Linked DNA regions of Homo sapiens: region 2 is linked to region 1. Evidence: chromatin contacts called from ENCODE Hi-C or POLR2A ChIA-PET data. All regions are on one chromosome and are shown on one strand. Each heading gives the region's core, a stretch centred on a gene start or an enhancer-like site at or near the end of the contact. The rest is flanking DNA. Distances are from core to core; before and after follow the strand shown.

What was found. Hi-C counts contacts between places; a loop is a spot of excess contacts on that map. ChIA-PET counts read pairs that join two places held with the same protein, here RNA polymerase II (POLR2A). Pooled maps may share reads with other maps.
Region 2: a loop to region 1 is called in a map of CD14-positive monocyte, with 2.9 times the contacts of the local background. The contact joins two enhancer-like sites. A Hi-C loop is called at or near these places in 14 of 168 maps with a recorded cell type or tissue (B cell, CD14-positive monocyte, GM12878 and 10 more), 27 of 37 single-sample maps with no recorded cell type and 17 of 50 pooled maps. POLR2A ChIA-PET finds 5 or more read pairs at or near these places in 13 of 52 experiments (AG04450, H1, HEK293 and 10 more).

Annotation. Positions count from the first base shown.
Region 1 is chr12:124,542,216-124,548,727 of GRCh38, reverse strand. The region is part of intron 1 of NCOR2 (nuclear receptor corepressor 2); the gene reads left to right. Among named protein-coding and RNA genes, the nearest start is that of NCOR2, 22 kb to the left of the region's middle. RefSeq lists enhancers at 4,154-4,688, 5,757-6,290. Within about 2 kb of position 3,052, at least 7 of the 41 ENCODE cell types and tissues checked have a DNase peak (open chromatin) inside an H3K27ac peak, as active enhancers do; they include PC-9, where a contact is called at or near this core.
Region 2 is chr12:124,506,378-124,512,889 of GRCh38, reverse strand. The region is part of intron 2 of NCOR2 (nuclear receptor corepressor 2); the gene reads left to right. Among named protein-coding and RNA genes, the nearest start is that of NCOR2, 58 kb to the left of the region's middle. RefSeq lists enhancers at 1-38, 39-587, 4,027-4,136, 3,664-4,249, 4,838-5,423 and a silencer at 4,311-4,525. Within about 2 kb of position 2,934, at least 22 of the 41 ENCODE cell types and tissues checked have a DNase peak (open chromatin) inside an H3K27ac peak, as active enhancers do; they include PC-9, where a contact is called at or near this core.

The DNA.
Region 1 (6,512 bases), core at 1,803-4,302:
TCATGGGGCAGCCAAAAACATCCCTGGGGTGGGGACCCTGCCATGGAGATCCCCCGCCCCGCCCTAACAGCACAGAAAAAAATAACAGGAACAGTAAAGATAATATGCTGTTATTGTGAGATGGAATAATAATAAACAGTAACTATGTTTGGGGGGGAACAGCATTGCCATCGAGACCCTCTGTTTTCATATCAATAATAATGACAAAAAGAAAAGAATGGCAGACCAGGCACCATGATGGACCCCCACTCTGTCGCCGTCTGGCTTGGACGACTGCAGTAGCCTCTTCGGGGTCCCCAGTCCACTCTGGTCACACCTGTCTGGTCTCTGAGTTGCAGCCAGAGGGATCCCATCAGAAGGTCCATGAGACTCTGGCCCCACACTCTCCATTCTCTTCCCACTGCTCTGAGAATAAATTCAGAGGCCACCCGGGAGCTCCTCAGCCCTCACCGACCGCATCTGCCTCTGGGCCTTCGCGTTTGTTGTTCCCCCCACCTGGAATGCTGTTCCCTGCATATTGACACAGCTGGCTCCTTGCTGCCATTCAGGTCCCAGCTCAGTGCACGTTTAGGAGGCCTGATGTGATGTGGAGGAGAGTTAGAGTGGAGGAGAGGTCCCATAGGAGGGGACCTGCCCGGCCTGGGGCACCCCAGGCCCCTCTCTCCCACCAGCTGGCTCCTTCACCAGATTCCACATCATCATAGTTCTTATGGTTATTTTATAACCTTACAAGTTTTAGAATTATATCTCATTCTGTATGTGTATTTATATATATGTTGTTATATATATGAATATGTATTCTTTATAACACACTTTTCTCATATAAAAATATATGATTGGTCTCTCCATACAATGGAATATTATTCAGCCATGAAAAGGAATGAAGTACGGATGCATGCTACACTGCGGGTGAACCTTGAAACCATGATGCTGAGTGAAAGAAGCCAGACACACAAGGCCACATAGTGTACGATTCCACTTTCATGAAATGCCCAGAACAGGCAAACCCATGGAGACAGAAAGCAGATTGGTGGTTGCCAGAGGCTGGAAGGAGGGGACCTGGGGAGAACCTACTCCATGTTGATGGGGTCTCCTTTTAGAGTGATGAAAATGTTTTGGAATTAGATAGAGGTGATGGTCGCACAGCACTGGGAATGTCCTAAATGTCAGAGCTGCCTACTTTATAGTGGTTAATTTTATGTAATGTGAATTTCTTCTCCATTTGAAAAATGTGGGAACTAAAAAAATGGAGTAGTCCCCCCTTAATCTTGGGGGATATATTCTAAGACCCCCAGTGGATGCCTGAAGCTGCAGACAGTATGGAACCCTATATACACTCCATCTTTTCCTACACATACAGACCTATGACAAGGTTTTCTTTACAAATTAGGCACAGTGAGAGATTAACAACCATAACTAATAATAAAATAGGACAGGCCAGGTGTGGTGGCTCATGCCTGTAACCCCAGCACTTCGGGAAGCCAAGGTGGGTGGATCTCTTGAGGCCAGGAGTTCGAGACCAGCCTGGCCAACATGGTGAAACCCCGTCTCTACTAAAAATACAACAAAATGTAGCCAGTCGTGGTGGCGAGTGCCTGTAATCCCAGTTACTCAGGAGGGTGAGGCAGGAGAATCACTTGAACTTGGGAGGTCGAGGTTGCAGTGAGCCGAGATTGCACCATTGCACTCCAGCCTGGGCGACAGAGCGAGACTCCATCTCAAAAAAAATAAAAATAAATAAAATATTATAAAAAGACAATGTTAACGGTATGCTAGCATCACTACTCTTGTGCTTTGGGGCCATTGTTCAGTCAGATAAGGGCTACTTGAATACAGGCACTGCTCTACCATCACAGTTGATCTGATTCCCGGGATGGACACTCACAGGCAGGACCGTCTGCAGAGTGGGTCCTCCCGGGCAGAGGGAGGGGTCATGTCCTGGGCTGGACAGGACGCGACGGTGCAAGATCTCATCATGCTACTTAGAACAGCGTGCAATTTAAAACTTAGGAATTGGCTGGGCGCGGTGGCTCATGCCTGTAACCCCAGCACTTTGAAAGGCCAAGGTGGGTGGATCTCGAGGCCAGGAGTTTGAGACCAGCCTGGCCAACATGGTGAAACCCTGACTATACTAAAAATACAAAAATTAGCTGAGCGTGATGGCAGACGCCTGTAATCCCAGATACTCAGGAGGCTGAGGCAGGATAATCACTTGAACCCAGGAGGTGGAGGCGGAGGCTGCAGTGAGCTGAGGTCACACCACTGCACTCCAGCCTGTATAACAGAGTGAGAAAAACAAAACAAAACAAAAACCCAAAACCCAAAAACTTACGAATTGTTTATTTGTGGAATTTTCCGTTTGTTTTCAGACCACCATACTGAAACTGTGGAAAGCTGCCGTGGCTAAGCAGGAACTGCTGTACATATTTATTAAGCCCTTACTGTATGCTGGGCATTCACTCTTACTGTAGGCAGGCATTCGCTCACTGAGCCTCTGAGTCAGCCCTGTGAGCTGAGTTTCTATTTTACGGCGAGGAAACAGGCAGGCTCGGAAGGGTTAAGCCACGTGCCCAGGGTCACAGAGCTAGAAAGCAGTGCAGCTAGGTTTTGAACCCGGGTCTCAGACCCTATCCTGAGATCACGAGACCTGTGCTCTGTGGCCTTGCTGCAGGCTGAGCCCTGCAGGGAGCAGAAACAGCCTGTGCCTGGGATGGGTCTCTCCTGCCTGTCTATGCTTCACCTATGCATACCCCTGAACTGCTGCCCCAGGTAATGTGTGGCTTTGCATGTGTCCTGGGTGACACGGAGACTCTGAGGTGGGGCCAGTTCACAGCTCTGCCTGTGTGCATGGAACTTTGCTCATCTGCCGGGCCCAGAGAGGGTCCCCAGGCTGAAAGGCTGTTCCACGCCACTCGTCCCCCACCCCCACCCTCACCCTGACCACAGAAGCAAGAACTTCCCAGCACGGGGCGGCGCAGGGAAGCAGCGTGGCTCACTCTGTGGAGTATGTGGGGCCACTGGGCTGTTTCAGTTTCTGCTGCGTTTCTTGCTCTGACTCAGGGCCCTGACCCCAGCCGGGCCACTTGGGCTTCTGAACGCCTGCTGGGCTGAGCTGAGCTCACCGGTACATGAGAAAGATCCCGGGCTGAGCTGCCCTTGCCTGGCGTCTTTGGGCCTTGGTTTTCCCATCTGTGTGGTGGGGGCTTCGAGGGTCCCCGTGTGTCGGTGGGTTGGTGTGGAGGGATTGGGTGTGGACACCAGGGGCTGAAAGCTGATGGGGACCCATGGGGAAACCTGTGCCTCGGACCCCTCCAGACCAGAGGCTCCTGCAGAGCCCTGCCCATGGAAGATCTGGGTCAGGGGCTGCCTTGTCTCTGGGTGCTTCTGTTGTCACTGGCCTCTGGCCCCAGCCTGGTGGTCACCAAAGCCTATGTTTCCCCTGGGCCTGCTGCGGAGGTGGGAGGCAGGGAAGGTGGGCTCTTATCCAGTCCTCTCATCGTGGCCCTCCGAGACTCTGCTCCCTCCCCCTGGGCCCCGCTTCTGGGTGTTCGAGGTGCTGGGGACATTGGTGTCTCAGTAGGGTTGCAGGCTGGCAAGGGGCCCTGGGGAGGTGGCCTGGTGAACCCCGATGGTGAGCTTCAACTGAGCACTGCTGGGTGCCAGGTTGTAAATTTCTCTTCAGAGTAGCCCCTGGCATCATCCCCGTTTTACAGATGGGCACACTGAGGTTCCGAGAAGCAAGGCACCTTCCTCAGGCTTTAAAAAATGACAGCACTAGGGCTGGAGCGGGAGCCAGCCTGATTTTAGCCACCTAATATAATTGCCTCCGTTTCACCGAGAGGAAACTGCCTCTGCGAAGTTGAGCAGCACACACAGGGGTCGCAGTCTCCTGCCAAGATGAGATGGCTCAGGGATTTGATCTGGGTCTCAGGCCCATTTGGGGCCCACCGGGGACTCTGTATGTCAGCCCCACTTGTGCCTGGCTGTCCCCTCCTGTGTGTGGGCACCGGCTGAATGGTGGAAGCAGGTCCCTCCTGGGAGCAGGTCACGGGTGCTGGGGCTGCATCCCTGACCTACCCTGGGCCCGGGCGGGTGTGGAGGCAGAGGAGGATGTCCTGGGGGTTTGAGTGGGGGCGGAGCCTGCTTGTGAGGTGGAAGGTGGGGCAACTGAATCAGTGTGGGCCACCCTCCCACCCTGAATATCCCCAGGCCCTCGTGACAAATCTCTTTCACCATCTCTTGACCCAGCAATTAATTGCTTCTGGCGGATGGTGCCCCCGCCCTCCAGGGAGCTTCTAAAGGCCAGACCCTGCTCCTGGGCGGGCAGCCCGGGGCAGAGGCTGGGGAGAGTCTGCAGTGGTTTTTCTGTTCAGCTGCAGATTCAGGGGTCCCCAGGCCAGGCAGCCTCTCTGGGAGAAGCCAGCAGCTGACATTTTGGGGTACTTGCTCTGCCTATCTGTGGGGCTAAACCTGAGTTCATCTACAGCATACTGTGAGGCAGGTGTTGTGATGTTCCTCTTTTACAGACAGGGTCACTGCGGGGCATAGAGAGGTTTCCCGAAGCTTCCATCTCATCCAGCAGTCTCCAGTGCACCCTTTCCATTCATCTCCCTCCCCGCTGGGGCTCCCCGGGCAGGGGGTGCCGGGCAGAGGCGGCGTCGCTGGTGCTGACTGACGCTGAGTGTGGATCCCAGTCCTGGGAACTCTCTGGGAGGGCTTTCTTGCCTCACTGCCTCCATCTGCACAGGGGGAGGATGTGGGGCGGTTGTTAAGAATTAAACGAGTTAATCATCGTAAGGGGCTTAGCATTGTGCGGAGGCAGCGAAACCCTGAGCTTCAGGCACCGAGGGGCTGTCGGTGCCTGTGAGGGTGAGGGGGCTGGACAGACAGGTGGACGGACAGCTGGCCTTTCCGTGCTGCCGCGTGGGGCCTCCGCGGCCTCCCGGCCTGGGCTGCGCTCCCTGCCCTGTCGTGGCCCGTGCTTGGCCATGAGCCAGGCTGCTGCCACCCCGACAGAGCCCGCGTCCCCCTTCCCTCCCAAAAGCGGTCGATACCCCGGCTCCTTCCTGGCCTCTAATTGCTCCTGCCGGCTGCTGTCTCTGATGGCGGCCCCACACCCCGCAGCGAGGAGAGGGGCGGCGAGGTTTCTGGGAAGCCTAGTCCCTGCTAAATCCACGGCGCTGTCGGGGTGGAGAATGGAGTGGCCGAGGGCAGAGGGTCAGATGCTCGGGGTCCCGTCTCCCCGCCCCTCACTGGCTGTGTGACCTGGGGCAGGTAACCCCGTGTGGGTCTGTTTCCCCACCCCTGAAACAGGGTCCGGACAGTGGAGATGCACGTGGCCTGGCAGGAAGTGAGGGCTGTTATTATTGTGATGATCGTTGTCATGGTTTTTTGCAGCGGCTCCTCCCCAGTCGCTATGCCCGGTGTCAGTGCAGCCTTCCTTGTTGGGAGCAGACAGGTGGCCCTGGGGCTGGGGCGCGTTCCTGGGCAGGGCACGGGGTTGCTCCTCAGTCCCCCTCTGGACGGGGCTGCGGCCCATCCCCACCTCCCTACTGATCCCATTGCAGGCCCTGATCACTCACATCCATGCTGCCAGCCCCCTTGGCCTTGGTCTGGTGGCCCTTGCCCTAGCTGGTGGAGGAGGGATGGGAGGGAGAGAGGCTGTGACCCCCATCTTCGCCCACCCACCCGCCCTTGGCTGTTGCAGTCCAGTGGGGACTGAGACCTTGGTGAACTCTGGGTGGCTGCCTCTGCAGATTCCAGGAGGGCTGGCACGGGGCAGGCTGCCTCAGCTGTCCCTGGAGAAGGAAAACATATCCCGGCGGCTTCTCAATGGAAGGGCTGCGGAGCCTGCCTCCCTCCCGCTCTGGCTGTCTGGACTGCTGGCTACCACAGGGACGGGGACCAGGTGACACCACTGCAGGAGACAGGGGAGGCTCCTTGTTCACCCCGTGTGGGAAGATGTATCCGGTGGACCCCGGCCGGCCCTGGGAGGGCGGTGAGCCGCCTCCATGTCTCACGGCACCTAGGTTGTGCTGTGCTGGAAGTCCCCAAACTCCAGCCTGCAGGGAAGGCTTCTGGGAGTCATGCCTGCCCCTTGGGGGCCAGGGTCTGATCTGTGGGTCTGCGGGGTCCAGTTTAGAGCTTCTGCGGAGCACGCCCCGAGGCTGGCTCATGCTGGCCTGGCAGGTTCCTAGGGCCTGGGACGGGCGCTGAGGGTCTTGGCCTCGGTGCCCAGGGCAGAGGTGGCCTGGAGTGGAGCCTGGGCTGCTGTCGCCCACCTCGCCCATCTCTGTGGGCCCTGTGGGTGCTCAATCAACACCCGTCCTTCTCCCTTCTGGAAGATGTCCCTCATGTGGCCCTGCCAAGGGTGTGGCTGTTGTGGCCGGTGTGGCCGCTGGTCAGGGGAGGCTGGGCTGAGAGGGAGGATTTATACTGAGCCCTGGGCTTGAGTAATCATGGGTCCTGGAGGCACAGGAGCCCCGAGGCAATGGCCCGCCCTGTTCCTGTGG
Region 2 (6,512 bases), core at 1,685-4,184, 36 kb after region 1:
GGGGGTGACTCACTGTCAGTTTGGCCCTCGGCCGAGAGGCGTGGGCGTGAGAGTCCCTTGTTTCCTGTAAACTGGAGGGAGGCCAATACCCAGCGGCTACTGTGTTGGGGCCACTCGGAAAGCCAGGTTCAAACCTTGGCCCCACTTGGTCCCCTGGGCATCGGCTGAACTCCCTGTGCCTCCGTTTCCCCCTCTGCTTCATGGGGTTCCGCTGGGGCTTGGGCTCAGAGCTAGGCAGGGAGTGAGCTTTCAGGAAATGGGCAATGTCAGAAAAGGCGGGGGCTGGTGGAGTGGGGTGAGTGGTGATACCCCCAAGAGTTAGGTCCATGTCCTAGTAACCCAGCCCCTGTCAGAGAGAGACCGTATTTGATAAAAGGGTCTTTGCAGATGTGTTTTGAGATGAGCTCATCCTGGGTTACCCAGGTGGGCCCTGAATCCAAAGACCAGTGTCCTTAGAAGAGACAGAAGAGGAGAGAGCAAGACTACATGAACTACAGGAAGACAAAGGCAGAGATTGGAGGGCTGAAGCCGCAAGCCAAGGAATGCCTGGAGCCACCAGCATCTGGAAGAGGCAGAAAGGAGCCTCCCTTTGAGCTTCTGGAGGGAGTAGGGTCCTGCTGACGCCTTGATTTTGGACTTCCAGGCTCCAGAACTGTTAGAGAATAAATTGCTGTCGTTGGCCGGGCGAGGTGGCTCATGCCTATAGTCCCAGCACTTTGGGAGGCCGAGGTGGGCGCATCACTTGAGCCCAGGATTTCAAGATCAGCCTGGGCAACATGGCGAGACCCTGTCTCTACAAAAAGCACAAAAATTAGCCGGATGTGGTGGCGGCTTGCCTGTAGTCCCACGCTGAGGCAGGAGGATCAATTGAGCCCAGGAGGTCAAGGCTGCAGTAAGCCATGATTGTGCCACTGCACTCCACCCTGGACCACAGAGTGAGACCCTGTCAAAAAATAATAAAAAAATAAAAATAAATCACTGTTGTTTTAAGTTTCCTGGTTTGTGGTCATTTTTATGGCAGCCCTAGGAAATGAACACAGCTGGCGACGCCAGTCTCTGGAGGTGGGGGAACTGGCCCTGGCGGGGGTTGGTACTGTTCCCCACTCCAAGCCTGAGGGTGCAGGACAAGTTTGGGTGGCCGAGAACCCCTTTGTGCCTGGGAGTGCATGAAGCCCCATTCGGGGAGTCTGGACTTTCCAGGAAGGACGCCTTGCTTGAACCTGCCTTTCTTGCCGAGAACCAAATCCACAAGGCCCTAGACCCCACCTGCCGCCTGCTGTTCGCTGTCCCCTCAGACAGCCCTGCTAAGGGGACAGGACCCAGAGGCAGGAGGCTCTCGGATTCTACCCCGGCTTTGCCCCAGGCCCCGGACGCCCTTTCCCCACGCGTCTGGTGACTCCTGCAGAACCCGGGTTGCACTCATCCCCCAGCAAGCCCCAGGTTTGCCGGGTGCCCTTGACAAATGGAGAAACTAGGCCCAGAGAGGGCAGGCTACTTGGCAGAGGCCACACAGCTCCTTAGTGGCACTGACGGCCTTACAGTCTCGCCACGGGGGCTGGCACTGGGGCTTCCAGGAGTGGGGATCAGAGTTCTCGGCCACTTGGAGACCTGGAGTGGAGCCGGCCGGCTGTGTGGACCTGGGGTCAGTTACCTGATATTTGGGACACTCGGCTGCCTTTGATGGACCTGGCCTGGTGTAGGTGGTACCCCGAAATCTGGGCTTTAAGCACACCCTGTCTGTGCTCTCAGCCTCAGTCTCTCTGTTTGCAAACTGGTCTTTGAGCTTCAGCTCCACGTCTGCGATTTTGCTCTTAGCATGTTCATGCATTCAGCAAACATTTATTGAGCACCTGCCATGTGCAGTGTGCTGGGACTCTGGGGGACACAAAGGTGTGACTCTTGCTTCATGGATCTTGTGTTTGGGGCTGTGGGGGGAGAGGAAATGCAGCAGCACAGGTTGGAGTCCAGATTCCGGGTTCTGATGAGGGAGGTCACGGAGCTGGGCCGTGAGGGAGGTGAGGATGTGGCCTTTCGTCTCCTCCTGGGCCCGGGGTGGACAGTGTGCAGCAGGCTCTCAAGTGGACATGGAGATGCCCACAGCCTGTCCGCGGCGGCCCATGGGCACCTCTGGCTGGCAGGACCTGGCCTGGTCTTGTGAGCAGGGACATGGGATGGGAGGGCTGCAAGGCCTGGCTCCAGCCTGGTGGGAGAGACAACAGTCTCCTCTAACCTAAGCAGCAGGCATGGGTATGCTGGTGACAGGGTCCCAGGACACAGTGGGTGAGCTGGACACAGGAGGTGGCTCGCCTGGGTTTGCATCCAGGCTGTGCCCTTGTTGGCTGTGTGACCTTGGGCAAGTTGCTCGGCCTCTCTGTGCCAGTCTCTCCAGCTGTAGAATGGGGATGATAACAGAATCCCTCACGGGGGCGCTGTGAGGAAGGAGTTGGTGCCACCAAGTGTTGTGTTGGGGACTGGCTGTGCCAGTGGCTGCGAGGTGTTCCCTCCCGTGGCTGCTCAGGGCAGCGGCGTGGAAGATGGAAGTGGCATTTGCTCATCTTCCCGCTGCCCTGCTCCTCCCTGTGCAAATAGCCTCAGTCTTCCACCTAGGAAACGGGAGCTGTAACAAGCACATGGCCCCATGGAGGTCGGGAGGAGAAGCGGAGCTGGGGTGCATCAGTGCCTGTGGGGTGGGGGCTTGGGGTCGCCACCTGCTCCAGATTGAGGCCTTGGCTGCCCCCGAGGCCTGGAACAGCCACTTGTTTTACAACCCAGGAAACTGAAGGCCTGGCAGGGATGGCCCCAAGACATGCCCATGGGTACAGCCCATGTGGTGGCTCCTGGCTGCAGACAATGCCTCTTTTTTCTGGCCTGGCGGGAGCAGCCCAGGCTTGCTCAACCTGGCCTAGGTTTATCAGCACATTTGGTTCTGCGGTGCGGCTAGCAGACATTCCCTCCAAGAGAGATCGTGATGTTCCTCCGGAAACCGAGGTCCGGAGGCTCAGGTTACTGTGGGGGGCGGCCGTCGGGGGGTGTGTCTGCCTCTGAGAAGTGACCCAGATCAGAGCTGGGCTGTGCTGGGCAGTGTTCATCTGCAAAGCTGCCGCCTGCTCTTTCACCCATGAGAGCCACTGACAGCTCAGGAAGGGACTGGGAGCCACCCACTTTCCCTTCAGGGTGACACAGGACAGGCCTCTCCCTGGCTCCTGCCTGGCCCCTTCCCCCTACACTGAGTCTGGCCTGGGTCTCCCATTCCATTTCTCTGGCCTCTTCTTGGCTGGCTTTGGACCTGTCCTCACCTACATGGATAAGGGACCTAGCGGGTGGAAGAGATCTGATTCCAGGGAGATCCTATCTGAGAGTTTGTGTTTTAGGAGGGTTGCTATCTTAGGTCTCTTGGTTGCAATGGACAGACTCCCTCTGCCTCCTGCATTTAGCACAAATAGTTCAAGTAACTAAAAAACCTCAGAGAAGCTTCAGGCACAGTTGGGTCCAGGTGCTCCCCACTTTCAGTCCCTGTTAGCCTGAGACTAATAATTGCAGTTCAGTAGCCCCAGTGGAAGGACAGCTTCTTGTTCCCAATATTCCAGCAAATATCATGGGAATGAGTTTTGTTGCCTCAGCTTGAGAGTTCAGAGTTAAGCCCCCCCCCCCCCCACCAAAGCCAGTGCCACTTTGGCTGGAGGGCTGGGTCAGCCTCCCTGAGACCCCAGGACTGAGGGTGCAGGGGGGGTGGTTGCCCAGGGAAATTGGGGTGTGGCATGCACGGAGTGGGGCCGGGTGGGCAGAGACACTGTGTCTTGCTCCCTGTGTTGGAGATGGGGCCAGGTTGGGGTCCCTGCCTGGCCTGCCTTTCATGGCCAGTGTGTGTGTGTCCCATTGGGGTGGAGCAGGTGGCGCCGATGAGTCACTGGGTAAGTTTCATTCCTGTTATATTTAATAGTTGAGGGCCTCTTGGGTCCCCCCTCCAAGCCGTTGCTGGCGCTCCACCTCCTGTCCCCCCATCAGCCCGCTTCAGCTCCCCAGCCTTCCCTCACCTCTCTTGTGGCGTCCAGTGACCACGTCATAAGCCACAGGTCATGTCCTGGCAGCCCCTGGGCTGTATTTGGCTGTCAGACTGATTTATTGGGTTGGTTTTATAGTCAGTGTTTTTTTAGAAATATCGGGAGATGTCTCAAAATTGGGCTTCTTGGCTTTGCTGGAAAGATTTGGATGCCGTGGACCCCCTGCCCCACGTGGACCCTGTTCCAGCAGGGTCTGGAACATCAGGAATGTTTGGGGGCCACATTCCTGGGTCTCTGCTCAGTGTTGGCTGGGGCTGAGCTGCGGTCACCCCCTTCCTGCGGGCCCCTCCCCTCGGCGTGGTGCCTGCCTGGGCCCTTGTGTTCCGGCAGGGTCTTGGGTATCTACAGCTCTCCTCTTGCTTTTTGTCCCTGCCCTTCTTCGGGTGGATCATCCGATCCCAGGTAGACGCTTAGCTTCAGCCGTCGCCACTCCTGGGCGCTGAAGCATTTGTTTACTGTCTGAGCTCCTGGCTGCAGGGGCCATAGGACCTTTTGGGTTCTTGATCACTGTCCCGTCATCAGACATTTATTGATCAATGCCCCTGGGGTAATTGAATGGCCCAGATGCGTCCACTTCTGAGCATTGGACAGAGCTGACGTAAAGTGGATTCTTCCCGTTTAGCCTGGGAGCCCAGGCGGCAGTGGGGTCCTCCCATCCAGGCCCTTTGTGGTCCAGCCTGGCCACTTGCTGGGGGCTGGGATGGGTTGGGGAGGCAGGAGGGGACCCTTGTTGAGTGGGTGGGCTCTGTCGCCCTGGACGCTGCTGCTGGCACAGCTATTCTTAGCAGCAGAAACATTTGTCCTCATTCACATGTGGTGGATGCCTCCAGGGATCTACCCTGAAATACTAGAGGCGACCCCATAAATTCCTCAGAAAGCCATCCTTGAGGGCCTGCGTGCATGGAGGAGAAGCGGGAGGAGGCGTTTCCGGCAGCTGCACAGCTGTGGATGTGTTTGCCAGATGTTGGAGGCAGGGAAGTCGGTGGGAACCTTGCGGAGGCCGCCTTCACACTCGGGGTCTGGGCATGGACATGAGCGGGTGGGACAGAGACTGCAGACTGGTGGGCAGAGAGAAGGGCTCTGGCCCTGGCCTCAAGTTTTGGGGTCCAGGGGCCCCTCTGAAGCAGTCAGCCCTTCCCTGGGCCCTGGCCTTGAGGCCACCTGGGTTGGAGGCAGCTGGCGAGGGGAGAGCTCAGCTTATCGGGCGCTTCCGAGGGATCAGAGGTGCAAGTCGCTGCCCAGCCATGCCCTGTGGCCGTCATGGGGTCCTGAGGTGAGGTGGGCCAGAGACAAGGCCTGGACGCATGCTGCACTCGGCTCTGAGGGCCTGCTGAGTGCCGGGGCCACTGGCAACACTTTGCCTTTTATGGGGGCAGCCTGAGCCTTTGGGGCCACCGCGGAACAACACAAGCACAACACTAGCAATCAGGGAGGTCTCCCTGGAGGAGGTGTTGTTTAATTTTAAATTGTGGTAGATACATATAATGTGAAATTTACCTTCAGCCATTGGTAAGTAGATAATTCAGTAGTGTTAAGAATAGCCATATTGTTTAGCAACCGATCTCCAGCACTTTTCATGTGGCAAAACTGAATCGCTATATCTGTTAAACAGTAACTCCCCCTTCCTCGCTCTCCCCAGCCCCTGGTCCCAGCCATTTTCCTTTTTGTCTCTATGAATTCAGTGACTCTGGCCACCTCCTACGAGTGGAATCGCACAGTGTTTGTCCTTTTGTGGCTGGCTTCTGTCACTCAGCATAATGTCAGGAGCTGTGTTCCATGTAGTCTGGGGTTGTTGGTTCATTCTTAGCCATGAAGCAAAACGGATGAAGACCCAGGACCCCAACCCCGTCCGCATCCTTTAGAAACCCCAGGTCCCACCGCCTCTCCAGGTGCTGTCCAGGAGCTCAGCCCCAGCTCAGCCACCCAGCTCCCTGAGCCCCACTCTGGCATGGCCTCCCTCTCTCCTGCCGTCACAGCCCAGGGGCACGGGGTTAAGTGGTTTGCCCAGGTTACACAGCTGGTGCCAGCGTCTCCCTCCCCACTGCCCAGACACCAGCCTCCTCTCTGACTCCTCACTTCCCTCTGCAGAGAAGATTGCTGTTGGGAAGGCCAGATGGAGGAGATGGGTCTAATGGAAAACACGTCCCTCCTGGGGCGCCCGGAACTTAATGAGGAAGAGGCGGCAGAACCAGGCGTAATGTTTGTGAAGTACGCAAGTGGGGAGGGCCGCTCCCCGTGCAGGGCTTCTCGGGTGGAGCCACAGGAACCTGGAGTGCAGGGAGGGTTCGTCCTGCTGTGGTTTATCTCCCTCTCTTCCTTTTAAAATTAAATGGAAACAAAAAAAAAAGGAGGGGAGGAGGAAGTGATTTTGAGCATACTTCGCCGTGGCGGGGGAGCAGGGCCGAGCTGGCTGCCGTCCAGCGGACAGGAACGCTCCAATTATATTGGAAA